Linked DNA regions of Homo sapiens: all the other regions are linked to region 1. A link is a contact called in ENCODE Hi-C or POLR2A ChIA-PET data. All regions are on one chromosome and are shown on one strand. Each heading gives the region's core, a stretch centred on a gene start or an enhancer-like site at or near the end of the contact. The rest is flanking DNA. Distances are from core to core; before and after follow the strand shown. Region 1 overlaps BCAS3 (BCAS3 microtubule associated cell migration factor). Region 2 overlaps BCAS3 (BCAS3 microtubule associated cell migration factor). Region 3 overlaps BCAS3 (BCAS3 microtubule associated cell migration factor).

What was found. Hi-C counts contacts between places; a loop is a spot of excess contacts on that map. ChIA-PET counts read pairs that join two places held with the same protein, here RNA polymerase II (POLR2A). Pooled maps may share reads with other maps.
Region 2: a map of mesothelial cell of epicardium shows a loop between it and region 1 (24-fold over the local background). The contact joins two enhancer-like sites. A Hi-C loop is called at or near these places in 1 of 168 maps with a recorded cell type or tissue (mesothelial cell of epicardium). POLR2A ChIA-PET finds 5 or more read pairs at or near these places in 3 of 52 experiments (HepG2, WTC11 and activated naive CD4-positive, alpha-beta T cell).
Region 3: a map of Caco-2 shows a loop between it and region 1 (2.9-fold over the local background). The contact joins two enhancer-like sites. A Hi-C loop is called at or near these places in 2 of 168 maps with a recorded cell type or tissue (Caco-2 and DLD1) and 1 of 50 pooled maps. POLR2A ChIA-PET finds 5 or more read pairs at or near these places in 3 of 52 experiments (BJ, T-cell and naive thymus-derived CD4-positive, alpha-beta T cell).

The regions. Positions count from the first base shown.
Region 1 is chr17:61,355,337-61,358,036 of GRCh38, reverse strand. All of the region lies in intron 22 of BCAS3 (BCAS3 microtubule associated cell migration factor), which reads right to left. Among named protein-coding and RNA genes, the nearest start is that of TBX2-AS1, 43 kb to the left of the region's middle. RefSeq lists an enhancer at 1,035-1,329. Within about 2 kb of position 1,261, at least 4 of the 41 ENCODE cell types and tissues checked have a DNase peak (open chromatin) inside an H3K27ac peak, as active enhancers do.
Region 2 is chr17:61,284,938-61,287,637 of GRCh38, reverse strand. All of the region lies in intron 22 of BCAS3 (BCAS3 microtubule associated cell migration factor), which reads right to left. Among named protein-coding and RNA genes, the nearest start is that of TBX2-AS1, 110 kb to the left of the region's middle. Within about 2 kb of position 1,395, at least 2 of the 41 ENCODE cell types and tissues checked have a DNase peak (open chromatin) inside an H3K27ac peak, as active enhancers do.
Region 3 is chr17:61,234,631-61,237,330 of GRCh38, reverse strand. The region is part of intron 22 of BCAS3 (BCAS3 microtubule associated cell migration factor); the gene reads right to left. Among named protein-coding and RNA genes, the nearest start is that of BCAS3-AS1, 100 kb to the right of the region's middle. Within about 2 kb of position 1,415, at least 6 of the 41 ENCODE cell types and tissues checked have a DNase peak (open chromatin) inside an H3K27ac peak, as active enhancers do.

The DNA.
Region 1 (2,700 bases), core at 12-2,511:
AGCTCACTGTAACCTCTGCCCCCCGGGCTCAAGTGATTCTTGTGCCTTAGCATCCCAAGGAGCTGGGATTACAGGCATGTGCCACCATGCCCAGCTAATTTTTGTATTTTTAGTAGAATGAGGTTTCAACATGTTGGCCAGGCGGGTCTGGAACTCTTGACCTCAAGTGATCCACCCGTCTCGGCCTCCCAAAGTTCTGGGATTACAGGCTTGAGCCACTGTGCCCAGCTGTTTCCTAATTATTTTTTTGTATTTTATATTTTTTATTATTATTTATTATTTTAAAAAAATTTTTGGCCGGGCATGGTGGCTCATGCCTGTAATCCCAGTACTTTGGGAGGCTGAGGTGGGTAGATAATGAGGTCAGGAGTTCAAGACCAGCCTGGCTAAGATGGTGAAGCCCCGTCTCTACTCAAAATACAAACATTAGCCGGGTGTGGTGGCAGGCGCCTATAACCCCAGCTACTCAGGAGGCTGAGGCAGAGAACTGCTTGAACCCAGGAGGCAGAGGCTGCAGTGAGCCGAGATCGCGCCACTGCACTCCAGCCTGGGCGACAAAGCAAGACTCTGTTTCAAAAAAAAAAAAAATAAAAATTTTTTTTTTTTAGAGAGAGGATCTCACTCTGTCGCCCAGGCTGGAGTGCAGTGGTGCAATCATAGCTTACTGCAGCCTTGAACTCTTGGGCTGAAGCAATCCTCCCTCCTCTCCCAAGTAGCTGAAACCATAGGCACCTGTTATTTTATTTATTTATTTATTTAATTAATTAATTTATTTATTTATTTATTTATTTTTTGTAGATATGGAGTCTTGTTCGTTGCCCAGGCTGGATCTCAAACTGTTGGCTTCCAGTGATGCTCCTGCCTTGGCCTCCTGAAGTGCTGGGATTACAGGCATGAGCCACTGCACTTGGCCTACAGTTTCTGTAATCAGTTTTTTAAGAAAAAAAAAAAAGAAAGAAAGAAAAAGTCGAGAGACAAAAAAATGCCTCCTGGGAGAAGCACTCATGCTGGGACCAGGTGGGCCCATAAGAAGCACGGGAGGCACCTGACCTTGCTGCGATGCCTCCTCTGTCAAGTCCTGTGCTCGGTCCTGACTCAGCCGGGGGCAGGTGAGCCTGCAGCTCCATGGCCCATGTCTGACTCTTCTCCCAGTGGCCATGGCTGGCTGCATGCAATGTTGACTCATCCCTGTGTACACATGGCATATTTATTTTTAATTCATATTAGGAATGTGCACCAACTTGTGTGTGAAAAATGGCAGAAACGATTCCACCTCTGTACAAATTTCATACATCAGATCAGAAAGGGCTAGAAGAACAACTCTGGAAGGAGTTGATTTTAAAATCAAGTCCCTTTACCTGTCCTCTTTGTCTCCCCTGCCTACAACTAACCTCTGGATAAACAGGCCCGGCTTCCTAGGAGACACCTTTTCATGACTGTCAAGAAATGGCTGAGGCCCTCACACATCATGAGGTCATTGAGCAGGGCTGTGAGCCCAAGAGATCAGTCATCAGTGTAGGTCCCAGTAAGGAGAATCTCGACTGGCTCCACATTCAGAACAAACATGGAGGTGCTTCAGGGAACAAGAGAGCTTTCCAAGTCAGGCTGAAGCTGGCATTCCCAGACTGGACGCCAGAGACCCTTTACTCTTCTGTTTTAAACTTGGCACACTCATGATTTCTCCCCCTCCAAGGAGGAAGAGAAGAATCATTTTGTAGCTGGGCTGCAATGACAATGTTTCCTGGCCAGGTGCGGTGGCTCACGCCTGTAATCCCAGCACTTTGGGAGGCCGAGGCGTGTGGATCACCTGAGGTCAGGAGTTCGAGACCAGCCTGGCCAACACGGTGAAACCCCGTCTCTACAAAAATACAAAAATCAGCCGGGCATGATGGCAGGCGCCTGTAATCCCAGCTACTCGGGAGGCTGAGGCAGGAGAATCACTTGAACCCGGGAGGCGGAGGTTGCAGTGGGCCGAGATTGCGCCATTGTACTCCAGCCTGGGCCACAGAGTAAGACTCAGTCTCAAAAAAGAGAAAAGAAAAAGAAAATGTTTCCTGTAGGCTGCTCTGGCCTGCTTCTTCAGGTGGATAGAAAACATACACATAGAGCTGTGATAGGATTCCTATGGCAGGGCTCAGAATACACTGCAAGACAAACTATCCTCGGAAACCTAGCAATTCCTTCAATGGAAAAACAAGGAACTGAATCTCTCAAGACAGCAAGCATACAAACTGGGTTTTCTAGGACAGTCCTCATTCCAAATAATTAGTCTGTGGTCAGGTATCAGGAAAGGTAAGATAACTAACATTTGTCGGGTGTCCACTTTGCATCAGGCATAGCTACTTTATACACACTATTGCACTGAAATCATCCCAATAACTTATGAGGTGGATGTTATTGTTCCAATTTGTACAGTTCAAGGAACTGTGGCAGAGAGAAGTAAGATTGTTGCTTAAGATGACAAGGTCAAGGGTACAGTCAGGATTAGGATCCTAGGTTCATTTGGCTCCAAAGCCTGTCATTTCTCCACTAAAACTACCATGCTGAATTTTTTTTTTTGAAAATATGGCTGGAGTGCCAGCGAGGGGGTTTTCAGCTCAGTCTTTCCATTCCAGAATTTTTAAGTGTTCTTGCAGTTGGGTGGTAGGGGGTGGAGGGAGCAACCCAGCTAAATCCTGTGATTTCTGTGCTCCACAAATA
Region 2 (2,700 bases), core at 146-2,645, 71 kb after region 1:
CCTCCTGCCTCAGCCTCAGTAGTAGCTGGGACTGTAGGTGCCCATCACCATGCCTGGCTAATTTTTTGATTTTTCATAGAGACGAGGTCTCACTATGTTGCTTAGGCTGGTCTTGAACTCCTGGGCTCAAGTAATCCTCCTGTCTTAGCCTCCCATAGTGCTGGGATTAGAGGTGTGAGCCACCACGCCCTGCAAAGTACACTTTCTTGGAACAGCATGTGGCCCTCAAGCTGACTCCACGTTGCTCTGAACAAATGCAGTATGGCAGACAATTTTCCCCAAGACAGCCCCTACCGCAGGCTTCCTCCTCTCTGCTGCAGCATCTACCACATTTGGTTCTCATTTATCTCTATAGAGATCTGTTCCCCAACTCCATAGAGTTTTTTTTTTTTTTAAGAGTCTGGCTCTGTTGCCCAGGCTGGAGTGAAGTGGTGCGATCTCGGCTCACTGCAAGCTCTGCCTCCCGGGTTCACGCCATTCTCCTGCCTCAGCCTCCCCAGTAGCTAAGACTACAGGTGCCCGCCACCACGCCCGGCTAATTTTTTGTATTTTTAGTAGAGACGGGGTTTCACCGTGTTAGCCAGGATGGTCTCGATCTCCTGACCTTGTGATCCACCCACCTCAGCCTCCCAAAGTGCTGGGATTACAGGCGCGAGCCACCACGCCTGGCCTCCATAGAGCTCTTTAGGTGTAAAGACCATGGCATCTTTCTAGTTGCATCTCTGGTGTCTGGCTCAGTAGGTGGCCCATAAAGTTTCAGTGAATGAATAAATGAATGAATGCAGTATAAAGGTCCTAGAAAGCATTCTCTGTCTTTCCTCACCCTGGCCAGGATCTCTGTAGTGTAATTTGCCTCAATATGCTAACTTCTCACTCTGGTAAGCCCGTGGCAGAGTTTAGAGACCAAACATATTTACAGTCCAACCTACTCTGAAGGTGACATGCTCCTCTGGCTGCCCTGGGAGCTGCCTTCACAACGGTGTAAAGCGAGTATTTAACTTAGCCCTGCTAACAGCGTGCCCACAGATCCTGGCACACTGTTAGCACTCTCTGCTGGTGTGAAAATCCCTATTCTGACATGTTACTTTTTGGTCGTGCACCAAGCAGCAGCATGCTAACGTGAGAAAATCTGGAGAAACCCTTCTAGGTCCAGTTATCGATGGCCTCCAGGGTCATAAACACCACGTCGGATTTCTATCCTGCTGGCCATTTACCAGCCTCCCAATAACCAGAGGCCTCTCCACACGCCAGACTTCACCAGCACAGGAGTGGGCGCAGACATCAGTATAAACCCAGCAACCTCTGCTTCATCTGCTCACGATAACTTTCAAATGCAGATTCAGAGAACTCAGAAGCAAGAGGAAATGTCTCATATTCGGCAGCGCCCCACCCCCGCAGACCCTCCGCACCCCGCCCTGCAGGCTCCCCAAGGGATGGTTGCAAAGATCTACCCTTTGAAAGCTGCAAAGAAATCCCAGAGGAAGATGTGTGCAGAGTTTAAGCTACTTTGTAGCAGTCTGTTGACTCACACTCACACACTGGGAACTCTCTGGAAAAAACTTCCCACCAGTTGTTTCCTTTATGAAATGTTTCTGGTCCATGAGTAAAAAGGTGTCATGATATTGACAGTCAAAGCCTGGGGCTGGTTTTAGGTCTGAGGTTTCACAAGACAAACTGCAATATTCATGTATTCACGTAACTTGAGTGTGTGTGTAAGCTAAGTCTTGAAACTAAAAAAAAATTGGTAGAGCTTTAGAATTTAGAGGACTAAAGCTGATTCGCCTAAAGTAGGGACTGGAGATGGGAGGGAAGACATGAGAAACTCGAGGCTCAGCTGCAGGCTCCTTTACCTTTGGGAAACTGCAGATCCGCAGCTCCTAGCTCCTAGTCTCTTGTCTCCTGGATAAACAAGCCTTATCGGCCACCCACAGTACTTCAGTTAGTAAAAGGGCTTAGGAATGTAAATCACACTGGAGTGAAGTGTGATTCTAATTTGCACTTAATCAAAGCCAATTAGAAGTACATTATTTACACAAAGTCCATGCATCTCAATTATGCCTAGCACAGCTCAAGACAGTTTTGAGCCCAGACCTTAATTCTGCTTAATTAGAGGAGTAAACATTTTCACTGCGTCAATCCTCTAGTCTAGTCTAGTCTAGATCCTATGGATAAACCAAACCAAGCATGTAGAGCTTTTCACTTTAGGGCCAGGTAAAGTGTAACTGACACCTGTTGAAAATCTGCAGAAAACAAAGTATTCAGACCTGGAAGTTATGTTGGAGAAGCAGCACTCAGTTCTTTTATATACATTTATTAGCAGGGACTCTGCCGTGCACTGTTGTATTTGTTTCCCCTTCCTTTGCTGCATTTTAGCAAGAAACACACACACACACACACACACACACAACCTAGGAGGAGGGGAAAAGCAAAACACCCCAATTTAGTTCTCAAGTGATACTTTTCATTTCTCTGGTTCCTGTGGTCCCTGGTCTGCCCAGGTGGAAGCAGTTTCAGGATAGCTGGTTTGAATCACTAGGGGACAGAAGAGACCCCGAGGTTAGCATCAGTCAGTAGGCATGGTCCCAACAGAGACCAAGGACAGGAATTTAGGGCAGCAAAGCTTTCAGAAGCCTACAGACAGGAGAACCAGGAGAGAACCTTGATGACACTTGCTTGAAAACTTCACTTATACATTCATTC
Region 3 (2,700 bases), core at 166-2,665, 120 kb after region 1:
TTTTACAGAGCACTGATTGGGGCATTTTACAGAGCACTGATTGGTGTGCTTTACAGAGCGCTGATTGGTGCATTTTACAATCCTTTGCTAGCTACAGAGTGCTGATTGGTACATGTTACAATCCCCTTGCTAGCTGCAGAGTGCTGATTGGTGTGTTTTACAATCCTCTTGTAAGACAGAAAAGTTCTCCAAGTCCCCACTCTACCCAGAAGTCCAGCTGGCTTCACCTCTCAGTATGGTAACCTTTCAATACATGTTAACTTATTATTATTTGACAGCTATGTAAAAAAGATAACTTTTTAATGGCTTCCTCTTGCTTTACCAAAGGAAGTCCACTCTCAGGCCTGGCATCCTAAGTCCGCTATGCAGAGGCTATTCTACTTTTTCAGTCTTCTCTTTTATTACCTCCCTTCACATCCAGGATCCAACTTTCCTGCCTCCAATTTTTCCTTTGTGTTGTTCCTGCTGCATAAAACCACTTTTAGAGCCACATTTAAAGATTCAATCCTACTTTCCCACAAAGTCAGCTCAAATCATACCTTCTCCAAAAAGCCTTTTTTTTTTTTACCTTCTCCATCATCCCTCCACTTACAACATTTTGAAACCTATTTACAATTGACTACTTTATACCATCTTTTTATAGCCATTTGTATATAAGTAGAGTACTAACACAGGGCTTTGTCCATAGTAACACTTAATAAAGGTTACAGTGGCCGGATGCGGTGGCTCACGCCTGTAATCCCAGCACTTTGGGAGGCCGAGGCGGGTGGATCACGAGGTCAGGAGATCGAGACCACCCTGGCTAACACAGTGAAACCCCGTCTCTACTAAAAATACAAAAAAATTAGCCAGGCATGGTGGCGGGTGCCTATAGTCCCAGCTATTCAGGAGGCTGAGGCAGGACAATTGGTTGAACCTGGGAGGCAGAGGTTGCAGTGAGCTGAGATCACACCGCTGCACTCCAGCCTGGGTGACAGAGCGAGACTCCATCTCAAAACAAAAAATGTTGTTAAAGTAACGAATAAATAAAAATTATTATCTCCAACATAAGATCTAAGAAGAAGAGCAACTTGCCCCTGTCCTCCCACTTTCCTACAGAACACCACGAAAATGCCACTGCCTCATGAACTCTGACAGGAGTGGGGACAGATGTTGCCAGGATTCTGACGTATGATAGCTGGCACTTTTCTGTTTGCACCCAAGGAGTTAAACTGAGTCCTGCGGAGATAAAAATCTCTGGTTTTATTGTGCAGTAAGGCTGCCTGACAAACGAAGATCCAGCTGCAATTGTAACATTCCAAGCTCACAAGGCACCAAGTTTTACTAACTATAATTTAACTGGTCCGACTGCTGCAGTCCAAATTCTTGTTTGGATAATCAGCCTTTGTTTGAGTATGTTCAAAAACAGCACAGGCTAGCATTCGCCTCTGGGTATGTCATGTGAGCTGATTACCCTGTGGCTCCCAGTAGCAGAAACTCCTAGACAAGAGGAGGATTATTTTCCTAGTATTACTGTTAAGCTAACATATAATCAGTCCTTTTCCCCCAGTCTCCACATCTCTTTTGCAGCCTCCCTAACCATTTTTTTCCCTTGTCTTTCTTTCTCCTTCTTCTCCTTTTTTTTTTTTTTAAACAATTCAAAAGTCTTCTTTCCAAGTTCAAACAAAGTTTAAAGGTGAAAAGGTCAAAAGCTTCATGGCTGGCGCTGTTTAGAAAGAGGTAGCACTAACGGGGGTCTCCAGCTCAGCATCCACTAAAGGCTCAGGAATCTCATATTTCACTGTACTTCTGTACTACGTAGTCACCTCACAATCTGTTTGGAATGAAATTAAGCCCTTGTTAATAAATTTGAACATAAGAGAATAATAACTCTACCTGCTAAACAAGCACATTCATGCATAAGCAACTCGAGTGGCTCAATCATCTGTCAAATATCGAAATTCTCAAAACTGTACATTTTCATTGAAGGTTACTTGTTTGAGATCTTCCCAGGCTGCCTGTCTGCAAGTCTTAGACTATAACTAGCCAAGAAGGATTCTGGAAACTACACTTATCCGGTCCTTCAGCCTTCACCTGGCCACTCTTTTCAAAGAGACCAAATGAGTTGACACATTTAAAGTGCTTAGGACAGGCGGGGGGCAGACAGCCAGGCGTGGTGGTTCACGCCTATAATCCCAGCACTTTGGAAGACCGAAGTGGGCGGATCATCTTAGGTCAGGAGTTTGAGACCAGCCCGGCCAATGTGGTGAAACCCTGTCTCTACTAAAATACAAAACTTAGCCAGGAGTGGTGGCGTGCGCCTATAGTCCCAGCTACTCGGGAGGCTGAGGAAGGAGAATTGCTTGAACCCAGGAGGTGGAAGTTGCAGTGAGCCGAGATCATGCCACTGCACTCCTCCCTGGGTGACAGAGCGAGACTCCGTCTCAATAAATAAATAAATAAGTAAATAAATAAAGTGCTTAGGACAAAGCCTAGTGCTTTGTGAGGAAATGTGAAGTTGAGAGAAAATGCGAAGCAGTACTATGATTTTTTTTTTTTTTTTTTTTTCTGGAAAAAGCCTGAGCCAGAGGGTATAGTTCTAACAGTCAGTGGGAAGACTGCTGGCTGGAAAAGGCCCTGGCGCAGGACAGGCAGGAATGACTAGCTATAGGTCCATGGGTTGGTGAAATGCTGCACAGTGGGAAATGAAGTGAGCTCTAA